Regions from separate parts of the Mus musculus genome. Here all the other regions are linked to region 3. Evidence: chromatin loops called from intact Hi-C (ENCODE). Cell type or tissue: left cerebral cortex. All regions are shown on one strand. Links, peaks and the distances in the headings refer to the core of each region. The heading gives the core; the rest is flanking DNA. Region 1 overlaps Phc3 (polyhomeotic 3). Region 2 overlaps Phc3 (polyhomeotic 3). Region 3 overlaps Sec62 (SEC62 homolog (S. cerevisiae)).

Evidence for each region. Hi-C counts contacts between places; a loop is a spot of excess contacts. Peaks named below come from ENCODE experiments on the same cell type or tissue, not always from the same donor. Only the 100,000 strongest peaks of a DNase experiment are listed, where the experiment ranks them.
Region 1: a loop joins it to region 3, with 2.0 times the contacts of the local background. A loop is called at or near these places in 3 of 42 quality-filtered maps.
Region 2: it touches region 3 in a loop (2.4-fold over the local background); 3 of 42 quality-filtered maps call a loop at or near these places.

What each region holds. Positions count from the first base shown.
Region 1 is chr3:30,895,925-30,906,999 of GRCm38, forward strand. It overlaps Phc3 (polyhomeotic 3), which reads right to left. Exons shown (of 15, transcript NM_001165954.1): 15 at 3,371-11,075. Gpr160 (G protein-coupled receptor 160) reads left to right here. Exons shown (of 4, transcript NM_001134385.2): 4 at 1-1,270. The coding sequence ends at 867. Among named protein-coding and RNA genes, the nearest start is that of Gpr160, 46 kb to the left of the region's middle. In left cerebral cortex, for the core only: no CTCF peak of the experiment used is centred there; no DNase peak of the experiment used is centred there.
Region 2 is chr3:30,946,462-30,948,961 of GRCm38, forward strand. Phc3 (polyhomeotic 3) reads right to left here. Exons shown (of 15, transcript NM_001165954.1): 6 at 2,241-2,339. Among named protein-coding and RNA genes, the nearest start is that of Phc3, 22 kb to the right of the region's middle. In left cerebral cortex, for the core only: a CTCF peak has its summit at 1,423 (motif pointing right); no DNase peak of the experiment used is centred there.
Region 3 is chr3:30,807,353-30,818,427 of GRCm38, forward strand. It overlaps Sec62 (SEC62 homolog (S. cerevisiae)), which reads left to right. Exons shown (of 8, transcript NM_027016.2): 4 at 2,470-2,674; 5 at 3,093-3,185; 6 at 4,944-5,004; 7 at 6,882-7,001. Among named protein-coding and RNA genes, the nearest start is that of Sec62, 20 kb to the left of the region's middle. In left cerebral cortex, for the core only: no CTCF peak of the experiment used is centred there; a DNase peak (open chromatin) is centred at 5,734.

The sequences.
Region 1 (11,075 bases), core at 7,829-10,328, 92 kb after region 3:
GACGCCCGCTGGACTTTGATGGAGTACTTCTGCTTCTCACTCGCACTTGTCGATCTCCTGCTGTTGGTAAACATTTCCATCCTGACCTACTTCAGGGACTTTGTAGTTCTAGGTATTAGGTTTACCAGATACCACATCTGTCTGCTCACACAAATTATTTCCTTCACTTATGGCTTCTTGCATTACCCAGTCTGCTCACTGGCTTGTATAGACTACTGGTGTAATCTGTCCAGAGCCAGCAAGCAGTCATCTAGGTGGCAGAAATTACTTTATTTCTTGACAGTCATTTTAACTTGGATCTCAGTCCTTGCTTACGTTTTGGTTGACCCGGCCATCTCAGTCAGCCTAAAGGCACACAGGGGCTATGTGTACCAGTGCCCCGCCTATGTCAGCACTCAGAGTCACTGGCTCTCACTGTCTATGCTGATGGTTTTATTTGTGGCTTTTCTGATTTCATGGCAGGAAGTTGTTGCCTTGCTTCAGGCTATGAGGATAGCATCCTATAAGAGCAAGGCCGCCCTCTACTTTCCTTTCCCACTCCACTGCGGTTACGCCCTGAGCTGCAGAGAAGCACTCTTGCCCAGGCTCATCGTGTGCTTTCTTGGGACCTGGTTTCCCTTTGTAGCACTTCAGGTCCTCATCCTCTCCCTCAGAGTTCAGATCCCGGCGTACATAGAAATGAACGTCCCCTGGCTGTACTTTGTCAACAGTTTCCTCATCGCTGCAGTTTATTGGTTTAACTGCCACAAGCTTGATTTAAGAGACAGCTCGTTACCTGTGGATCCTTTCATCAACTGGAAATGCTGCTTTGTTCCAGTCCATAGACTTAAGCAAGTGGAGAGGCCCATGTCCATAGTCATCTGTTAGCATGCTGCTGTGCTGGGAGGAACTTCAGAAGCACCAAGATCAGTCTCACAAGGACAGAGGTGGCTCGGGACAGGAACTGAAGCTCGAGTCCCCCTTTCCAGCACAGCGTCCGTGGGGCAGATGCCAAGTAGTGCTGAGGATACATTAGCACAGCAGAATGTTTATGCCTGCTCGACAACATTGTGGAATATTTGGTATTAATCCAAATGCAAAGTAAACACATTAACATGTGTCCAGCTTGATGTTTTACTCCAAAAAAACTACTGGGTGCAAAATGTTATATAAATTTGAGATTCTATTTGCCAACTTTAAGATCTGAGCTTAAGTATTTTATAAACTTTAGAGCAAAAATAAAAGACTTAACAGGATTTGGTATAAATAAAATATATTGGGAGATTAGCTCATTTTATTTGTTTTTTGTTTTTTTTGTTTTTTTTTTTTTGGTTTTTTTTTTTTTTTTTTTTTTTTTTTTTTTTTTTGGTTTTTCGATACACGGTTTCTCTGTGTAGCCCTGGCTGTCCTGGAACTCACTCTGTAGACCAGGCTGGCCCCGAACTCAGAAATCCGCCTGCCTCTGCCTCCCAAGTGCTGGGATTAATGGCGTGTGCCACCAGGTAAAGTATTTTACTACAAGTATTCGTGCAGAGTTTCAGCTGTTCAACCGCTGGAGGTGGGAACAATGAAGGCTCTGGCCATGGCAAGCCAATTGCTTGTTCAGTTATAGCAGACGGTTACCAGGCCATAATCATGGTAGTAACATGAGATTAAGGGCTGGATTATCCTGTCTTGTATGGATAACCCTAACATTGTATAGATGCCAGTGGCACCTTCCCCAGAAGTGGCAATCAAAAATGTCTCCACATATTCCCAACACTCCTCTGGGCACAACTCCTAACCACACTCCCCAGTTAAAACAAAACAAAACAAAACAAAACAAACAAACAAAAAAGCCTGAGCAAAGCTCTGTAAGCCAGACTAATCTGAACATGCTTTATGAATTAAACTACATAGCTATCTTGGCTGCTATTTACAAATGCTAACACGTGTTTCAAGAACCACCACTAGCATTCCTAAAATTAGTAGCTTCTAGGCTGAAGCTGTCACTTATTGGTGGACTGCTTACTAGCATGCACAAAGCCCTAGCAGCACGGAAACTGAGTGCAATAAATAGCATATGTCTATAATCCTGTACTTGGCAGGTGTAAGCAAGAAAATCAGAAACTCAAAGTTACCATTGGTTACCTTGAGGTCAGCCTGGGCTACATGAGATCATCCAGTCCTTCCTCCCCCAGGATGACTTACCTTTTAACATCACAACTCACACGTATCCATTTATGTATGTGCTTATGTGTAACAGAAGTTTACAGTTTTAAAAAGTAGTTGTTACCTACCAAGTTCGTGACCTGCCACGGAGCAGCAGTGTGGCAATGGCAGGTCTGTGTGCCTGGCACTGTGGACACATTTGCATGTGGTGACTCTGCTGGGTTCTGCTCACATCCCTTGTAGATAAAGATGCAGGAAGCATCAAGGTGAAGCAGCCTACCCCAACTCACACAACCCTGGCATCGGAGCCCTGCTCTTTCCACTCTGCTACACCATTGGCTTTTTGTAATTGTTTTTTACTTACACCGCACAGTGTCAATGAACATCTTAAGGAATTGAGGTCCCATTTCCTTGAGCATACAGGTCTTCCGGGTAGCACCAGCCCTAGAGAGACAAGTTGGCCATGTTGCTGGATAATCAGAAATTCTCTGAGTGAGCTGCAAGCACAGGGTAAGCATTCCTGGTCTTAAATGCTTTTGGATAAGGGATAATCAGTATTGTCTGAAAAGGTAGGCCTCAGACATTCAGATGACACGTAATGACAGAAACCTAACCCGAGCCATTCTAAGGAAAAGGGTCCTGGGACAACAAAATAAACTAGGTAAACTAAACCAGGAGACTTTCTGGGGTGTTAAGTGTCATTTGCTAATACAGAGGGCATTCTGGCTGCCAACAAGCCAGGCTTTTAGAATCTCAATTTAAAGCTCCTACCTTTAGATACAAAACCTAGGAAATGATTGGCCTGATTTGAGTCATAGGCTCTATGGCCAGTGTTGCTGCAAGGAGACACTGGAAGGGAGGGAGCTTAATCTTTAGGCTGCGAGGTACAGTATTTAAAATGTTTAAAAAATTGGGTCTTAATTTTTACAAAGGAATAAAAAATTATATTGTTCTGTTTTTAAAATGCAAATAGAGATACAACCATACTGAAAGCCGACACAGCTGATTTGTGAGGCTGCGCTGACAGCATAGCGCAGCAGACCAACCCTCGGTTGCAGTGAGCAATGGTATGTGCTTGTGCAGTTCAGATGTCTGTCTGGAGCCGGCCCTTTTAATTCACTGGTGTACAATTCCTTCTCCACAGTTTTCTGCCTTCCAAATGGCCATAACATGAGAATAAAACATACTTAGCTATACTGAACTTAATATACTCTTTGTAGATTAGATCGCAAGAAATGTATAGTCAGTCCAGCCCTCCATTAAGGTCTTTATTAGCTTTCCCTGTCTCTCAAAAGCTTAAAGAAATAAAAATTCAATAACCAGTCAGGCTTTTATTTGTAAAGAACTGAAGTTACAACTGGTCTACAATATATTATTGTAATATAAACAACATAAATAAAAGATCCTGTAGGCCCACCACTAGCCGTCCGCCCAGACCCACTCGAAGCCGTGTTACAATACTCTATGTGAAAGTGTGCAGGTAACAAAGGTGCAATCCAAGCAAGGGTAAGCAGCAGAGGATAAGGTGCTTCCGTTAGCAGTTAACGTCGCCAGCAGACATCGATGCTCCTTGAACTTCACTGACTAGACACACAGAGGAAGTCTAAAGTTCACACACATGCTACTTAATATGAAAGTGCTTTCTCTTTTCTTAAAAAAATACAGCAAATGAACACTTTTTACACAGATAATGGTGTGCTCTTACAATGCAAAATTAACTTCATTCTCAGGTTATACACTGTAAAACTGTAGCTATGGACGCCAGGCTAGGAACTCTATGCTAAGGGTGCTAGAACTATATCATTTCCTGTGAGGAGGTCTCTAATACAACATCCAATGTAAGACACAGCTATTATAACCCTAACATTTGCTTTCTCTAAGATTAGAACATGTTTTCTTTCCCCCTTGGTGATGCTTTTTTCCTTGATGAATCATGTTTTGAGTTTTTTTTTTTTTTTAAATTATAAAACTTTGACTTTAGAACAATGGTCAGAACCAAAAGCAAGATTTCTAAAAATGTGCTTAAAATATTAAAAAACAGATAATCCCAACAACCTGCCTTTGTGAAACAAATTTTAAGTGCCATTCGCAAAGCATTCTCACCAAATTCAAGAGGCTTGAAGTCAGCAGCCTCCCTCCCCTGCCTCCCTGTGCATGGCTGTCTGTAATGTACAACCCTCATTTCTAGCATAATCCCTGCACTTTCCAACAATTTCTGAATTTTGATTTTTAATCCCCTACTGTACAAACCAAGACCCATCTCTGAATGAGGTTATTGGCAGTCAATTCCATCAATGTGGGAATCATACACAAAAATTACACCCTGTATTCTCAGCTGAACTCTTAAGGTCTAAGAATACAGACACAAGAACAGCATTTATGCAACAGAGATCTAAACAACACAGGATATTTTACAACTTAGGTATATTTCAAAAACTTAAAAAACACCTTAAAAGTAACCAGAATCATGAGACAAATTACAAAGATCAGATTAGTGGGCTATTTAGATTATTATAACTTACAAAAACCTTAATTTGAAAGCATCTATTATATATTGTAATTTAACACTTTATTTGGGCATTTCCCCGCTTTAAAAACCTATAGCTATGATACATAAAGTTTTTAAAATATATTTTTATATCTTTATAGAGAATGTGAGTAGCAACTGATGTTAGTTAGCATTTAAAACAAGAATTACAACCTGATTCACAGAGCCCCAGAGTGACACCGGAATTCACACCATTAAAAGTGACTTTGACCCCATCTTCACTCACTCCTTAAATACTTGCTAGCACAAGCAGGATCTGCTTTCTGGTGGTGGTGGTGGTGGTGGTGGCTTTCGAGGCAGGGTTTCTCTGTGTAGCCTGACTGTCCTGGAACTTGCTCTGTAGACCAGGCTGGCCTTGGACTCACAGAGATCTGCCTGCTTCTGTGTCCCAAGGCTGGGATTAAAGGTGTGAGCCACCACCCAACTAGGAACTGCCTTCTGTCACCAGTTCTGCATTTTCAAGCTGCAGTGCAGACCCTGTCTTTGAGAAGTGGCTGTCTCTAACACACTACAATAGAGTCAGCACTGTGGAGAAAGCAGCCGTAGCAACCTGTTCTCTGCCTCGTTTCAGATGATTCTGTTTTGGAAAACTCTTCCACTATCAATACTGGATATAAACTTTTGCAACTAAAAATGCACAATGATTTCACATTGACTTCTTGCATCCTGCCACAGACAGACCACGTAAAGGGACTGTCCTGACAGTGCCTGTCACAAGAGTTTCACAGCCGGTCAGGGCAAGCAGTCTTACTGTTGTCAACAGTCAAGGAGATGGCCCACAGGTGGGAACAATGTGAGTGGTGGTGCGGTTTAGCACTTGGATGTTATTAAACCCCCACTCCCAGAGAGCAGGGCGTTACTGGTTAATTGCCATTCATTCCTGGCTGTGCGGACATAGATGCTGAAGCAGCACTGAGTTTGTTTGGGAAGACTTTACTTGTTATTTTCTTGGTCATATATTGCACACAGAAGCCAAGTGCTCAGATAGTTTACAAATGAAGGAGCAAGTGCATGGGTGCTGATATTCACTTGCCAGTCGGTCAGCCCCGTGGGAATCCCAATTGTGTAGCTTAGGATTGTAACTTTAAAGCTCGGGGAGGGTGTTCCTTTAAAAATGATTTAAGCAAACAACAACAACAACAACAAAACCAGCCTATTTGGCAGTGCAGGTATCACACTACGTTGAAATGAGATAAAAAGCCAAATAGCTGCCCATCGAGTCCCAGGGCTGCCGGCCATCTGGAGTAACACCAGGTCTCCCAGCCTCTCTGTTCCCTCTCCACTCAGCACAGTAATGCAGCAGCAAGTGTGTTTATCTCTCACTCCTGAAGAAAAGTTGTAATTTGCTCACTTTTAATACTACCAAAACATTTAACACAAGCATTATGTATAAGGATTTAAACACTGTACATATTTAGTTTAGTTGAGGCAAGATTTAAAAAGTCCCCTCAGTGGGTTCATGTTTTCCTCAATGATGTTCTAATCTCCACTACTCGTTCACCACTGTCAGAGAAAGGTCCACAAAACACTGATGTATTCCATTAAGCCAAAAAGCAATAGATACTATGAATATCTAAGATGATGACTGAAACTAAGTTAGACATTATAAAGGACTTAACTACATCCCTCTTACATTTCATTAAAACCATGCCATGCTAGCATAATGATGTTTTAGATTTATACTGATTTTTTAAATTAAAATTCATTCATTACATACTACTTTAAATTTTCTCGTCCTATAGATTTATGCCCAATATCAGGAATATCATAGACAGCAGTAGGTTTACACTTGAAAAGCTTCAGAAAGACCTCTGCCTAAAATATAGTTATATAGAAGCTCGTTTTGTGCCTAACACCATATTCAAATTGTATTTTTAAATAAAATAAAAGGTCCACAAGTTATCAAAGGAGAAAGAAAATAAAGCCCTTGTGGAAATAATTTCCCTTAGGTATGGCACTCGCCAGAGTGTGTGCAAATGAGACTCTGCTGTAGAGAAGCTGTGCGTGTCAACAGAGGGCGGGGCCTCCTAAGGTTTTTCTCTAGAACATGATGGTAATAATTGTAGATAAACTCATATCTTGTAACTTTCAAAAAGAAAAGTTTTCTCTTAGTATAATGTCAAGTAGACTTAACTCTAAAACTGCATATACAACTGATAAGACTTAACTCTAAATAAATAGACTTAACTCTAAAACTGCATATACAACTGCTAACCATTTCAGGCCACTTTTTAAAATGTCAATATCATTTTCAACATTTTTAATTGGAAAACAGCTTTTATTTCAACTATAAACTATATGGTAATGCATTTTAAAATCTAACACCAGAAATATCTTCCCAGAGAATTCCTTAAGGGCTTGGTTCAATGAGTTCAATTTGTTAAATTTGAATAACAAAACACATTTACTCTTCCTAATACTTATTTGTACTCAGCTAAACTCAAAACCCAGCTTTGATATGAAACAAAACGCTCTGAATGGAGTGACATATCAGTACTGAAGCCTGGAGTTGGAACAGTTCATGTCACGGGTCATTCTGCTTTACGCCAAGAAAATAAGTGGGCTTGGGCTTACTGGAGTCCACCAGTCAGCAACTGTCCTGCAGTGCCTTCCTTCCCTTTATGACTGGCTGCAAAACTGAGCCAACTGTCATATCTGACTGGATATGCCTCTGTAGTCTGGCCACTCGATCATAACAAACTCCTACATTTTGACAGATTCTCTCCCTCTGATTATCATCTTCAAAAATCCAGGATTACTCAACTTGGGTACCAGTGGTACTATTAATATCAACACTCCTCAGAGCAGGGACAGGTGATAAAGAGAAATACCTAATTTGATTTTAACCAAATCTTGACAAGTTAAAACCATAGGGGCTAGGTTTGGCATGGTGGCACAGATATTAAGTTCTAGCACTTGAGAGAAGGTCAGAGGACCACAATTCCAGGTTAGTCTAGGCAAACAAGAAAAAAAATACAGTATGCAATCTCAGGTGGCGTGTGAGGCCCTGACTCAGTCCCTAGCACCAACAAACAAAACAACTAACAACACACCTTGTCCCGCTATCCATCACCAAGGATATCTAGCTACTAAGGACCATCATCATGCTAAACGTCTTCATTCAGGTCGCAATATCATCTTCCTATCTGTCGCTTACTCCCCTTTCCACTCCCCTTCTCAAATAACCTTCAAGGAATAAGTCACACAGACATATGGTACACAAGAAACTAGGAAATGATTGCATAGATGGATAAGACTTTGATTGAAATACAACTGGTGAAGTTATAAAGGCCCGCCCTAGTACAACAGCCTGAAGCTCTCCAAGCCAGGATGCAACCCAACCCCATGTAAAAAACTAAGAAAGTCTGTGTACTTTATTGGAGGTGGGGTTGGAGGTGGGGTTGGAGGTAGATGGGACTCAGTGCAGGAAAGGAGGTGAGGCCATCACATGCTGAAAGTACCAGTCAGCAGCAAGTGTTGCTGGCATTCCCCAAGTCTTCAAACTACAACACTTAGTCAGCCTCTCTAGCTGAGAACATGTCTGAAGTGCTTTTAGAGTATTCCCAGTCAGAGATTTCATATACTGGACACAGGTGCTGAGACACACAACCTAACAAGCTTGTGAGAAAATGAGTCCTCTGAAAGATTTCAATCCAAGATTTGTGTTTATAAATAGATGCACTTAATATATGAAGACTGACTGTGAATAGTTACTCAAAGGCATGGTAACAATACAGTCTCACACACCAGTCTTCCAACACAAGAAACAAAGAGGAAAGCAGCACAGAAACACAGAAAGTCAGGTTGCCCTGATTAATGAACTGAGCAGAGGAAGAGGCCCCGTCTGCTCTGCCACACTCTAGCTGCTTTACCAACACGCTCTCCTCTTGTTCTGGCATCTCTACTCCCAGGTAGTGACTCTGCCCATCCATTAGTCACTGTCACGGAAGGTGTCAGGTGCGAAGGCAGCATTCCCTGCTTTGCTGATAAAGCTGTGTCACTGTGCCTTACATGTGTGTATGCAAAGCGTCTAAGTTTAAAGTAACTTTTACAAGCCAGCTGTTTATTTTCCTAAGAACACAGAACTTAAAACAAATAACATGTGAAAAGTGTGTCCCACAGTGGTTGAAGGGTTTCAAGTCAGGCAAGGCAAACTCAGAAAGCAACAATAGGAAGAAACCATGTTCCCTTCCTGTCTTTTTCTTTTTTTCCTCTAAGAAAGTTCTTAAGTGCTTAGTAATAAGAAAGGAAATGAAACTAGCGTTCTTCCTGTCCATGTCACATTGAACAGCCTAATACTCAGGAGATAGAGAGAAACACAGAGTGTGTCCCCATTTAATGTAATTGAAGCTTTCAAATTAGCACAATTAAAAATTACCTAGAAAGAAGTACCTACAGCAATGGGAGAACTACCAAACACCAAATGAGCCACTTCTAAATAAAATAACCCACTTGTAAAAAAAAAAGTGTATTTGCTAGTTAAATTTAAGTGCAGACAACAGAAGATCTGGGCTACTTCTAAGACGAAGGACAAGAAGGCATCCTCCAAGAGAAACCCTTCGTGTAAACTGTGTAGGGGTGCTTATGGACAGTGCTAGGCACAGGGGTTTCTCATAAGCACACGATGGGCTGGTTTTAGTACAAGTGCAGAGTTAATGCCTTAAAGGCTAGATGTAAGTATTTGTAGGAGGGAAGCATTATTGCTGGAGGTCTATTCTGGACAATCCCATATTCACTGTGGATTACTAACTACACCATAGTTTTCATTCCAGAGGAAATGTGCCTTGTGCCTCCTTCATTATGGCAGGCAGTCCTTAGTGCTGCATAGCCAGCCTCTGTTGGAGACAGGAACGTCCGTGACAACTCTGCCATGATGACTCAGTACTAATATATGCAGGTGACTGTAGAATACCTGCCTTCCTTGAAATGTGAATAACCAAATGTGACACAAAGAAATAGGGAACGTAGCCTATACTACTGTAGTCTGAAACAGGAGCCTCAGCTACTTACACATTCTGAGTCTACACAGGACTACTAGTGAACAGCTCTTAAAACTACTACAGCAATAATCTCACAAAGCATACATTCAAACAAGAGGCATCTAAAGATTAAAAAAATTATCCACTATATTTCTGTATAAAAATAACCAACATTTTCTAATGTACACAAAGCCAAAAGATAAATTTATCTGTGATGTCTTTGTGACATCTTTTAGTCTTCTACTAACTCAACCCAATCTCTGAAAAGCGCCATAAAGATGACTGAGCTCAGACTCTGCTGTCTTTTCCATCTGTGCCAAGGCTATGCACATGTCCCTTCATTTGTTCAGAGTTCTCAAACATGTAGCAAAAAGATAGAGAAAGCAAACAATGTCAGCAAATCTTTTGATGCCCAGCACTACAAAGATTTCAGAGCATCCACAGAAAAATTTGGCTTAGTGTCCTAACAGAAAACTGTTGAATAAAAACTTCTGATTAAGAGAAATCACTTTAAATACTTCGTGGGAAGAATCCACAGCCTTAGTAAGGGAGAAAGAACTGCATTCTAGCCAGACTCAGCAGGGTTGCTTCAAGGAAGGGATTCCACCTCCACTGCCACTGGGCTGCTGAAAGAGGCTCCGAGGCATGGCTGCATCAAGCACCATCATCGGTGCACAGAACAGAGTCAGGAAGAGGTGACAATGGGCCAGGGCCACACCAGAGTCACATGGTCTGTGAGTTAGCCTGGTTTTATAGCCCAGGTTTATGGATTTCCTTTCCTTTCTAGTATACGGTAAAACCAAAACCTGCTTCTGCAGAACTCTGGTGCCACTGGCTAACCCTTCACTGCACATCGCCCTCCTCACAGCCATCACTTAAGTATGCCTCTCTGCTCAGCCAGGCTGCCCACTGTGCTCACTGGCACCACTGGCATCCATAATACATCGTTCCTGGTGACAGAGGGGCATCCTATGTACTGTAGGGTAGTCAGCAACATCTCCACTGGCTGTCACACCTCAGTTCCTATAACCACCCTCACAAAACTCAAGCCCAAGCCATGGCAACCAGAATGTGTCTAGATATTGCCAATTGTCCCCTGGAGGACAAGTTCTCCACTGAGAACTATTGCTCTTAATGTACAAACCAGGAGGAAAATTGTCAGTCATGCCAACCTGGGTAAAGGCTAGACTAGAGACTCTTGAGAACTTCAAAAATACTGTTTATGCTAAAACACAATCCCTTTTCACAGCCAAAGCATTTGTCTGGAAGATACGCTTTTTAAAACAGACTGGCATTTCATTGCATTCAGTTCTGTCAATGGGCTCCTAAATTATCCTATATCTCTATGACAACATTTAGAAAACTAACTGGGTAGGAAAACGTATAAGAAAAGAGAATTAAAGGAGGGGGAGTGTAAA
Region 2 (2,500 bases), core at 1-2,500, 130 kb after region 3:
CGTTATGTGGCAGGCACTGTAAGGCTAAGTAGTTTCTGACTGCCTAGTTGGCCATTTAACAACCGAGGTGTCACTTCCAGTGTAAGTAAAGAAGTTGGAGCTTAGCACCCACTGACCGCTACCTAACAGGCGTGAGTTAGGAAAACTCTGGTATATCTAACCACACTCTTTACAACTAATACATGAAAATTAGTCTTTATTATTACATATGTTAATACACAAAGAGGCTCTCAAAAAAAAAAAAAAAGGCAAAGAATGCTGTTACTACCTCATTTCTTACATTTTGCCAGAAAGTGAAACATGAAATGAGACACAGCGCAGCAGGGACAGCGACTCATGCCTGAGATCCCAGCACTGGGACAGACACTGAGACAAGAACACTGCCTTGAGTTCAAGGCCTGCAGCCCACACCAAGTACCAGGCCAGCCAAGGCTACACAGCAAAACCCTGTCAAAAGAAAAAACCGAAAACACACCCCAAACGAACAAAAGATATTATAAATATGTAATTAAATAAAAGGCCAAAAATGATACAATATGAGAGTCTGCCATGAAGTCTAAAAATAGCATCACACAAAGTAATATCTGCTCAACTGTTTAGCTGAAAGTTTACTGAACGTAAATAATTTTATGTGAAGTTTACTGAGGTATCACTTATAATGGATGTAACCGTTCCATGAGTTTTGACAGCAGATATATACCATATAACCACCATTCCCACCAACACACAAAACATCCCGCTCAACCTTTCCTCTCGGCCTCAGGGACCAGTTATCTAATGTTTTCACTATGGGAATTTTCCCTATTCTGGAATTTTATAAATGCAGAATCCCAGGTGCACGTCTTGTGTCTGGCTTCATGATAACCATGCTGTTATGGGTTTATCTGTGACTTGCTCCCCCACCTGTGAATATGGCCCCACTGTATGAATACAACACCATCTGCTTACACATTTGGCACTTAGAGACTATTTAGCTGTCATAATCTACTGTAGCTCACCAGTCATTCCAGCCACCCAGGTGAGTACTAATAACACTCATTATGGTTCTGCTGTGTATCTATAATGATCTACGATGTTGAACATGTTTTTCATGTGCTCATTTTTTGTTTGAAGTTGTTGTTGATGATGATGAGACAGAGTCTTACTTTTTGGTTCTGATTGTTAAGAAATTCACTATATAGACCAGGTTGGCCTCAAACTCAAAGAGATCTATTTGCCTCCTAAGTGCTGGAATTAAAACCATATGCCATGCCTGGCCTATATATTGTCTTGTTTTAGACTATCTCCTCAAATTTTTTGTCCAAACTAACCTCATAATCAATTATTAAGCTATAGGCATTTCTTTTAACATATTCTAGGTACAATCTCTGGTCAGATACATTTTTTTTAAAGATTTATTTATTTTATGTATACGAGTACACTGTAGCTGTCTTCAGACACACCAGAAGAGGGCATCTGATTCCATTACAGGTGATTGTGAGCCACCATGTGGGTGCTGGAAATTGAACTCAGAACCTCTGGAAGAGCAGTCAATGCTCTTAACCACTGAGCCACCTCTCCAGCACCCTGGTCAGATACATTTATTGTGAATAGTTTTTTTTCAGCCTGTAGTCTGTGTACTCATTTTCGTAATGATTCTTTAAAGAATAATTTATAGTTTTAATAAAGTCTAATTTATCACTATTGTTGTTTTGTAGTTAATGCTCTTTGTACACCCCAAGAAAGCCTTGACTAGACTTGCAGAGATGCTGTCCTGTTTTCTCCTGGAGAGTTAAGTTTTTACTTCTATCTTTAGGCTTATATTCTACTTTTATTTAATTTTTGTGAATAAGATAGAAGTTAGCATTCATTGTTTTCCATAGTGTCAAGTAAAGTAATATTCTACTTAAGTAACTACCATCCACTTCAGCTTATATATTATATAACTGCTTGCAAAGAAGTCTACAAAAAATAATATAATTCCCATAAAAAAGGAATCTAGTATATAATAAAACTAAAAATACAATGTCATTAACAAAACCCTCATTAACCTTAGTGAACACCTAGTAAGCTAAATCTCTGTTCAATTCTATTGTCAATTCTACAAACAACCATGTTCTCCAATTTCTCAGTCGTGCATGAATTTCCCCTGAAAGGCATGGCCATGCACTCTGCAGTGGAGGCTGAGCCGAGAGCGCAGTGCCAGTCTCTCCGAAGAGACACAGCCCTCAGGGGCATACTGTGAAGCCAGACAGTCTCACCTGAGCAGCTGCAGACTGACAGGAAGGTGACGGTGACGACGAGACAACAGGGATGTCAGACTGTACAGCAGCCACAGTGGTAGCAGGTGTGAAAATCAGCTGTACAGACAGAAAACCAAAAGTAACAGCCTGAGACTAAAGAACACGTCCCACACACAATGTGCAGCAAGCAGGCAAGACACTGAACCCTGTGACAGAGAGACAATGCCAGTTAGGACCACCTCCTAAGCAAAAGGCTTCACATGACAAAGAGAAGGTTG
Region 3 (11,075 bases), core at 4,315-6,814:
GTATGCGTGTGGTAGTATGGTGTGTGGAGTGTGTATGATAGGTGTGTGTATGGTGTGAGTGTGTGTGTGTATCTTTGTGTTTTTCCACATGAAGCTGAAAATTGACTTTTCAAGATATCTGAAGAATTGTGTTAGAACTTTTATAGGAATTAAATTGAATTTGTAGATTGCTTTTGGTAGAATGACCACCTATATTATATTAACTTTATTATCCATGAGCACAGGAGATCTTTCCATCTTCTGATATTGTCTTCAATTTCATCAATGTCTTAAAGTTTTTATCATGCAGATCTTTCATTTGCTTGTTTAGAGTTACCCCCAACATATTTTATATTATTTGAGGCTATTGTAAAAGATGTCACCCTGATTTCTTTCTCAATCTGTTTGTATATAGGAAGGCTGCTAATTTTGTGAGTTAATTTTGTATCCATATACTTTGCTGAAAGTGTTTATCAGCTAAAGGAGTTGCCTGGTGGGATTTTTAGGGTCACTTACATATTACTGTTACGTCATCTGCAAATAAGGATACTTTGACTTTATCCCTTGATCTCCTTCAGTCGTCTTACTGCTCTAGCTAGGACTTGAAGTACTGTATTGAATTGGTGTGAAAGGATGGACAGCCTTGTCTCGTTCTTCATTGTAGTGGAACTGCTTTTCGTTCCTTTCCATTAAGTTGCTGTTGGCCTTGGGCTTACTGTAAAGGGCCTTTATTATGTTGCATTTACATATTTGCTTTGTTGACTGGGCAGCCATGCAGGAGGAACAGCAGAAGCAGCAGTCCTCCTAGGTCTATGCCACTCTGTTGCTTCTTAGTGAGGAAATATTTTGTCTTAAATATTTATTTCTTAAATTATTGAGAGCTAGGCGTGGTGGCACACGCCTTTAATCCCAGCACTTGGGGAGGCAGAAGCAGGCAGATTTCTGAGTTCGAGGCCAGCCTGGTCTAAAGAGTGAGTTCCAGGACAGCCAGGGTTACACAGAGAAACCCTGTCTTGAAAACAACAACAACAACAACAAAAAAACAAAACAAAACAAAAAGAAGAAGAAGAAGAGAGAGAGAGAAAGAGAGAAGAGAGAAAAGAAAAATAATAGGCCAAACGAGGAAATGTTGACATTACTTGTATGGGATGCCCATTAGCTGGATTTAATTAGCATCACAGGGAAGCACAGTCAAGCAAGAAACAATATAGGTGCTCCAGAAGTCACAACTTAATGACCAGAATGAACTAGTCATCTGTATAGAAAAGGAAAAACCTAGTAAGCAAGTGATGGTGAGCATGCTGGTTGGGCACCAGGAAGGTATAAGAAGAAGGATGACTAGTCGCCATTAGGGACAGAAATGTTAGTGACATACATGTTCTAGATTGTGCCATAGCAGGTGTGTAATATATCACCAAGGTAAGAATAAAGAATAATATCAGGAACTCTGAAACTAGATCATGAGATTTGAAAACATAGCTTATAAATAACAGTGGTAAGACCAAATAGTCTCTTGGATAGGATTATAAGGTTAAACAACAAACAAACAGCCCATGAGATTGGCTTAATAAGGGATCAGCTAAGCTTCTGAGCTCATTAGATAATTGAATGGGATCTATCTGTTAGTGGTCTAAGCCTAGGAAAGGATCAAACATATAATACATCATGTCATAAGTGCATAGGTAAGTGCTCTTGACACAATAGCAAAGTGAAAGGGGATGACATGGGCGTGTGTATTTTAAGCAGGTTAGGTTGTAATTCAGAGTAAACTTGAAGGAAGGAAGAGTGAAATGAAAACTCACATCTTTGTAGAAAGACTATTCTATGTGATGGTGATAGCCTTTACTCTATTTAGGGAGAAACTACTGACATGGGAGTACTGCGTCATGCCTACTCTAGTGCAATTTTTTTTTTTTAAGATTTTTCTTGTTGGAATCCATATTAATGTACAGAAATGTCATCTTAGTATATGTAATTATTTGTCACTCACTTGATACTCAGTCATAGTAGTAGATTGAATGTAGAGGGATAACCTCCACAACACAGCTGAGGAGACATGATGAGTAGGACAAACAGGCAGAAACACAGTTTTCTCTGTTGACATTCCTTAAATAAACTATTTTCCTCTTTAATGTTTTTACTCTTGAAATAGAGGCCTAACATTAAATGAAGATGAGTATTAGTTATGATCAGTGTATCTAGAGAGGAATTATGTGAATAAGTCTCAAACCAGTGACCTCTATTAGTTAAAAGTTAAAACACGTTTTGGCAACTTTTTTATAATCTAGCTATTGACCTGTTCTTTGTGGAATTCCTTGTTTGGTATGTTTATTATACTTCAGTGTGTTTTTTCATAGACTTACAGATTATAATTTCTTCTATAAGTTGACAGTTCACATCTTCCTTTGCTCTCTTTATTCGGGTTTTGATATTTTTGCTTTTTAAAGAAGTCTGTGTCTTTGTAATTGAGAACTGTCACTTTTCTCCAAGGCTTTTAAAGAAACAGTTTTTCCATCGGGCCCTAAAAGTAATGAAAATGAAATATGATAAAGACGTAAAAAAAGAAAAAGATAAAGGGAAATCAGAAAGTGGGAAAGAAGATGATAAAAAGAGCAAGAAAGAAAGTGTTAAAGAAGAAAAAACAAAAAAGGAAAAAGAAAAAAAGAAAGATGGTGAAAAGGAAGATTCCAAAAAGGTAAGTTTTCCTAAAGTTAAATTAAAATTTAAAGTCATTATAGGCACTTGAGAGATGGCACAGAGGCTGTTGTACCAGAGACCCACATTCAGTTTCTTCACCCACGTGGAAACTCATCACCTGTTAACTCTGGCTCCCAGGACGTCTTCCAGCCTTCTTAAAACACTGCGTACACATGCTGCAGATGTAATGCAGGCAGAGCATCCATACACATAAATGAAAATAAAATGATTGTGTACATGTGCTCTTTATTGTCCTGTGCTCATAAGCTTTAAGAGCCATGTGAGATACCTGCCATGATTATTTGTAAACACCGATTTTACGGGCTTTGTTGGTGTTGGAAATGGTGAGACTTCTCATGAATATCACAGCTTTTGCTGTCTTGAGTGTTTGATTCTTTCCACCTGTCTGTTTGTAGGAGGAAACTCCAGGAACTCCAAAAAAGAAGGAAACTAAGAAAAAATTCAAACTTGAGCCACATGATGATCAAGTTTTTCTGGATGGAAATGAGGTGAGATTAGAGAATAATAGATTTGAATATAATTGAACTCTAGTTTTTCATAGAAAAATCTTAGAAATATATTTGATGCTATCACTACAAAAAAAATTTAGAAAAATCTAATCATACATTTAAGCATATAAAAATAACTTTCAAAAAATCTACGTTTCTAATCTAGTTAGAATCAGATTTGACTTCATTTGAGTTATTAAAAACCATGAAATTATAGTAGCTTAGTACAACACAGGTTTCCTTTTTCTTTCTCAGTAGCATGCTCTAGGAATGAACAGCACAGGCATGAATCACCATGGCAGGCCCATGCTCCTCCTTCCTTTTTTTCTGTGTTAGAGTCTTCTTGCCAAGGTGCCTCGTGGTCCATGATGACCTTAACTGTATCCACAAGAGATAAGAGGCAAACCATGCTAAGGACACTTGGGTTCACTAATTATGTTCATAATCTTGAAGATGCAGTCTTTATAGTCAAGATTTAATTTGCCCAGTTAAAATACAGAATTTCTGTTATCAAGAGAAAAAAAGAGCAGACTGGTTCATGGGGCTCACCTACTGATCTCTGGCACTTCTACAGTGCCAGACACATCTCTTGAGGGGCCTGAAATTTTCAACATTTCTAATGCTTTACACAAGGAGATAGTTTTATTCTATCTTTTCTAATGAGATTTGTGTGGTAATGGCTTTGCATGAAGACTGTTACAGTAGTCACTTTACTACAAAAAAGTAGTCCTTGCTGCTAAACTGTTGGAATTCCAAGACACACTTATGCCAACTGTTGTACCTATAAGAAGCAGTGTCTCCTAGGGCTGGGTGTTTGAGACTCTGCAGTAGGAAGCACTCAGATATCTTAAGTGTTAAGTGTATCCCTGAGTACTAGATACTTCACAGGTGCTATAGGAAAATACAGTGCAATTCTCTGCAAGGAAGCTTTTTTTAAAAAAAGATTTATTATATGTAAGTACACTGTAGTCTGGAGACCATGGGCATTTGACTTGAGCCTTCAGAACTGACTGGCAGATTGCCCATTGTACCAGGAAAGAGAGATAGATCTATTAGGGAAGAAAGCAAGCTGAACAAGCTTGCCATCTTGAAAAGGCCAGGCTGTGCATGTGCACGTGCGCGCACACACACACACACACACACACACACACACACACAAGAAACACTGTATCTCCAGACTTAAAATTGGAAATTTCCCTTTTATTAAACATAGGTTTTTAAGCTGAATATGGTGGTGTACACCTTTAATCCTAGCACTTGAGAGACAGATCTCTGTGAGTTTGAGGCCAGCCCCTGGTCTGTATAGTCAGTCAGTTCAAGGCTAGCCAGGGCTGTTATATAAAGAAACTCCATCTAAAAAGGGTGGGGGGATGTTAGAGGGTTGGGGTTTTTTGTTTTGTTTTTGTTGTTGTTCTTAAAGTGGTTACTAGCAAAACTAATGTTTTAAAATCTGATTCCCAAGAAAAATATAAACAGTAAAACAGGTTTATTCAGAACCCCAAGTGTTAGAAAAATACAAATTAATCAGAAAAAAATAAAGGGACTTGTTCAAAATATACTAAGAAATGGAAAAATACTGTAATTTAGAGAAGCTAGAGCTAGGAATACCGGTCTTTTAATGGCTGAGTGTAGTCTTAATTGGAAAGGGAGAGTTTAGAGTGTTCAGAGATGGAGACTGGGGAACTGCAGTAGAGAAGTAAACTTATTACTAATGTGACCTTAGAACTTTTAAGCATTGAGGTTTCTTGATTCTTCTAGGTTTTTGTGTGGATCTATGACCCAGTTCACATTAAAACATTTGTCATGGGATTAATTCTTGGTAAGTAGGAGAATATAAGTAGCTTTTTAGTATACTCTAAACTTTAGAGGACAAATGCAGGGCCTCAAAAAATACTTTTAAATTTAAAACAAAGTAAGAACTCTTTAAGAGGATATTTTAAATAAAGTTAGAAGATAAGTAACAAACTCAAATTATTTGCAGCAGCTAAATCATTTTTAAGGTATTAACATGGTAGAACAAGATAAATGTAGCTCACAGGAAAACACACCGACCATTCACCTGGTTAAGGATAAATCAGATACAGAGTGAAGTAACAAAGATTAAGATTTCAGAAATTGACACTGAAGTCCTGGGGTGGAGGGAACACTCCAACAATTGATGATGGTGCCTTCCTTTTTCTTTCTTTCCAGCAGGCAGTTTGGCAGTGCCTTCACATTGTAGGTGCTAGCACACCGCTCCTGTAAATCCTGTAGGGTTTCCCTTATGTTCCTTTTCATGGACACAGCCAAACAAAGCAATATTCAAATTTTAAATGCTTGTATCTTTTGGCCTACCAATTCCATTGAAAGGAATTCATTGTTATGGCTTTTTGAGTGTCATTAGTTTTTGTTTATTGTTAGTGTCTGGGATCAAACCCAGGGTCTTACACGTGCTAGACAAGCACTTCACCACTGAGCTCCATCCCCAGTCTAGAAGTCAGTCTGTTACATAATCCCAGTCATATGATGTCCATGTGCGAGTAGACTTGCAGGAGGATTGTCTCTTATCATGTAAAACTGAAAGTAGTCCCCACTCCTTGGGAGGAGAGTAAACATTGGCAGTGTAAGAGAACAGCATGCAGCCTTTGAGATAGGAAAAGAGAGCTGCCAGAGCGGAAGTTGCATACTTTCCTCTAGTTAGAAAAGGGTATTTGTCACTAATCTGTATTGTAAGTGAGCAGTCTCTGGGAATAGGATAAGCTTTATAGTGTTTACCGCTGAACAGTGGGACAAAAACTCGATGATTCCATCTTCACCATAGCCTTTGACTCGTTGTTTATATTGTGATCAAACTTGTGTATATATATATATATTTTTAATTTGGGGGACAAAAATGGGTGGGAAAGAATAATTGAACAGATAGCAAAAACATACTATCTAAAATATGATTGGTTAATAAGATATTTTAGGATCCCATTTAGAGAAACTTATAGTAAGAGTTAAAACTTAGTTAAACTCAAAAGGCTCATGCTGTGGATTGCTTCCAGTGTGGTAGTCACTTTGTCATAAAATCCTTGTGACGTCTCATTCCAGCAAGAACAGGCACTTATCAAGATAAGGTAAATTAACTTTGGAAGGGTTACTTAGCTAACGTGTGGTAGAGCAAGAGTCCTGTTCTTAATGATAAAGACTTAAAAGACTTAATAACCAGTCTTCTCATTTAACAGTTTTCCAAGAGGCCCTACCATAAGTGCAAAAAACAAACAAACAAGCAAACAAACAAAAAATCCTAGAGATGCTTATATAATTTCCCCAACCACTCTGACCTTTTTTTTAAAAAAAAGCTTTGTGAATCTGATTTCCCTGGAGTGGGAGGTGGGGTGTTCTTTGGTTTTGTTTTGATCTAGGTTTCCCTACTCCTAATATTAAAATAATATTAGCTTCAAAATGACAGTAGTTGGTCATTTAAGGAGTAGTTTTAATTTCTAGATAGTATTTTTTATAATTAAATGTAATTTAGGTTTAAAAAATGCTAACCTAGTTTAAGAACAGTATAAAATGTTATGTTAAATCACATGAAATTGCTGATAATTCATTATTCCTATACAAATGTTACTTTTTTGTCTCCATTTTCAAGAATATGTTCACTGTTGATTGTAATGAGGCCATTAAAGAATTTATTCTAAAAGTTACTCTGTAACTCTGTCATTTCTCCAGTGATTGCAGTAATAGCAGCCACCCTCTTCCCTCTCTGGCCAGCAGAAATGAGAGTAGGTGTTTATTACCTCAGTGTGGGCGCAGGCTGTTTTGTAGCCAGCATTCTTCTCCTTGCTATTGGTAAGTCTTAATAGTGATACTGATCTTGGTATAAGGTAGGTATTTGCATGTAGACTTTTTCCTGGAGCTCCAGTGTAGCTAAACAGCAGAATTAATGCATATAAGTCAAGAAGTGTGCCGTCCTCCTCAGACAAATCAAGAGTTCAGACATGACTCCGTTGGCGCTGATCTGGAATCTGCTCTAGCTTTTCAAACGTTCTTGTTTTGTTAATACTATATTTGATAAACATAATTCAGCACATTATAAAGTATGATTTATTATATATATATTTGTATTTGTATTATAGAATGATTAAATTAAGTTAAAATATTTATTGCCTTGTTTGGCTATCTTTTTTTTACAGTGAGCCTTTTGAAATTTACTGTTATTTTGATATATATAATATATTACTATATTTTAATCTTCATGTAAATGTGTTTTAAAATTAGCTAAAGTGGCCATTTATTTTTGCAGTAGTGAATCATTATTAGATATTTGAAATAAAATAAATGTAACTTGTATTAAATATATAAGTTCTAGTCATGTAGTTAGTTAAGTGGTTCTAAACAATTTGTTTACCATTTTAGGGACAAATACAACTTTTCTCTTGGGTACCAAAATGAATTCTAGATGAATGAAGGAGTTAAATAACTAAAAACCAAGTAGGAAAACAAAGTGAATGTTCTTAACATTCAGAATTATTGAGACGTTTCATACCTTCGTTCAAGACAGGGTCGTCTTACTACATGGCCCTAGATGGCCTAGTATTGAAAATGAGAGATCCACCTACCTTTCCCTTTCCGAGTGTTATAATTAAAATCATGTGCTATCGCTCCCAACCAAGATTAGTACTGCTTTATAGAAAACATTAAATCGCCCACAGTATTGATCTATGTTCTGTTGTTAGAAGATAGAACTTGGCGCACGCCTTTAATCCCAGCACTCGGGAGGCAGAGGCAGGCGGATTTCTGAGTTCGAGGCCAACCTGGTCTGCAAAGTGAGTTCCAGGACAGCCAGGGCTACACAGAGAAACCCTGTCTCAAAAAACCAAAAAAAAAAGATAGAACTTGGCCAACATTAAGTAAACGGGGTTCATATTATTTTCTTATGGGTAATTTTTAGTTATATAAAAGTAATATTTATTTTATGTGTATAGCCCTAAACAGTTTCTTTCTTCTCACCTTTATTCCCCTTGATCACCAAAGTATCCTGAGTTGGTACCACCACTCACATGAATCTGAGAGTTTATCCCCAGTTTTTTAGTCTACCATGGTAACAGGCCTCCCATTTCAAATGAGCCCTTTCTAACTTTGAATTTTTTTCCTTCCTGTAGCTTGGTCACCTTGAAAAAATGTTTTGCTGCTTCTCCAGACAGCACAGCACAATTGTAGGCCAGGAAATAATAGCTAATCCTGTTACACAGGTAACTAGTGCCAGTGTGATGCCTGGATCAAGGAGAGAAGCCGTAAAGTTTGAACTTACAGTAGATGCCACCTGGCTGTCAAACTAGTGAAAGTTACACAAGTTCCTTAAAGTTTTTCAGCAAAGTATTAGCTCTACTGAACAGAATTATTCTAGTTGCTATACTTTTAATTAAACCAGTAGCATCATGATTTATGTTAGATTGTTTGGACCTTTAAAATATTGTTTCTCCAGTTTTGAAAATAATTTTCCAGGTTTCTATGCATATAAATATGATGGATCAGATAATCTTGCAAATTAAAGAAACAAACACAACATGTAACTACACACACACACACAATATTTTAAGACAAAGTCTCTGTAACTCAGTTATAATCAGTATTGTAATATAACAAAGGATGACCTTGAATTGATGACCCCCCTGTTTCTGTGTCCCAAGTGCTAGCATTACAGGCATGTGTCTCCATGCCTGGTTTTCTGTAGTGGTGGGAATGAAACCCAGGCCTCCTCCTGCTTACTAGCGAAACCCTCCACCAACTGAGCTGCCTTCCACCCTTCAAATTCTTCTTTCAGATAATTTCTGTCTGTAGCCCACTTACACATCCTGTGGTATAGAATTGTGCAAAAATCGTTATAGTGTTTTTCAATAAGCATGGTTTCTATCACCACTAAGATGTGGCATTTTTGTGAAATGTGGAGCTTTTACTCTAAGGATGATAGGGATGGTGCATGTGGGTTCTGAGGTTCGTCCTTTATCTAGTGCCATGTAGAGAAAACCTGTTGCAAGTTCAAATCCTGTTAGACCCACTTTACATGTGGTAAGATACTCAGTTTACTTGCCATCTTTCTAAAATGCTTTTTTTTCTTGGATCTGATAAAACATTTCACCTCTATTACAACTTTGTGAATAAACTACAACATCATAATTGTATTTGGAGGAAAAAATTTGATGCTTTATCAGTGGAATTTACTTGTAAATTATTGCTTCAAACATATTTATCTTTTTTGTAGCACAAATGATTCTTATCTGTTGTATGGTATATTTTTATTACTCATGAAAATAAAAATACTACTTTATAAGTAAGTTTACTTAAAATACTGCTTTATAAATCAAAGCTAGTAACCATGTCCTTTGATTTATCCAAAGCACAATAATGAGAAATCCATGGACCTGCTATTTTGTAAGCTTTCTTTGAAATAGTAATATATAATTTTAAAGGAAACAGAACAAAACAAAACCAGTTACCCTAGAATACTTGTACAGTCATTGTGACCTTTAAAAAAGTAAATAAACCCAGGTGTCAGGACACATGCCTTTAGTCTTAGCACTCAAGAGAGGGAGGCAGGCAGACCTGAGTTTGAGGCCATTTTGGTCTACAGAGCAAGTTACAAGATAGCCAGGACTACACAGAGAAACCGTGTCTCAGGAAGGAAGGAAGGAAGGAAAGGCAAGGAAAGCAAGGGAAAGAAGGAAGGAAGGAAGGGAAGGGAAGGCAGGCAGGCAGGCAGGCAGGCTCACTAATACGTACTTAATTGGTAAATTCATGGAAAACCATTTGAAATATTAAGGTTTGTAATAATGTAGTAAGAGTAATCTCAGCCAAGCGTGATTACAAACATTTATGATCCCAGCTATTTAGAATACTGAGACAGGAGAATGGAGAGTTTAAGGCCAGCTTGAACTACACAGCAAGTCACAGGCTTTTCTGGACAGCTTGCCCTGTCTCAGAGTTAAAAAGGTTGAGGCTATAGTTTTATGTCGCCTAGCTGACAGGCCACCCAGATTCCAGCCCAGGCACCAACAAAAACACAAGTTCCCTCATAAATCATGTGTTTGAGCAATCTTGGCTGTGTGAGCATTATGTGGTTTCTTGGAGTTCCTTTGGTTTTTATTTATTTTAATGTTTTGAGATAGAGTCTTGGCGGGTAGCTCAGACCTTGCCCCCAGGTGCCAGGATTGCAGCACCATTGTAATTCACCACTGTATGTAGCTTATGTTTAAGGTACGTACAATTTTTCTTAACGATGAAGCAGTTGGTACTTAAATAAGCATAATTTGCCTAATTATCAAGACAAGAATTTGATGATAGAGGTTTTTTAATGCCTGGATTCTTCATTCAAAGCTGAGCTATCTTTTAAACAAGTTAGCACATGCTTCATATCCAGAATACATTTAAGGGCCCACTGAGTTTTTTGTATTTACTTTAAAATCAGGAATAATAATATATGTTTCAGTATATACACTTTTTCAGCATTATATTACATTATACTATATTGTGTGTTGAATGTAGTGGTTTTTAAAGTCAGGACAAGACATAAGGACAGGGAAGTAAGGCTGCATGGCATTCTGCTCTTCTGGCTGCTTTCTTCCAGTATCATTCATAGTCCTTATTCACATTTTCTTTACTTATGGTGTGATGATGTCATGGGTGCTTCGACTTCCACCTGACTACTGTTCTTACTGAAGCACAACTTCACAAAATGCACAAGTCCTCAGTGTATGTCCATGACTTAAAAAAAGTAATTTTTTGAGAACGGCATCATAACATTTGTGTTTCTAAGTTTCAAGCAGCTCCTAAAATATTGTCAGGTGCTAAGCTGATCTAATCTTAAGTATTTGTCTTTATGGTGCATAAAACATGCAAATAGAGCTAAATATTGTCTAGGTTCTT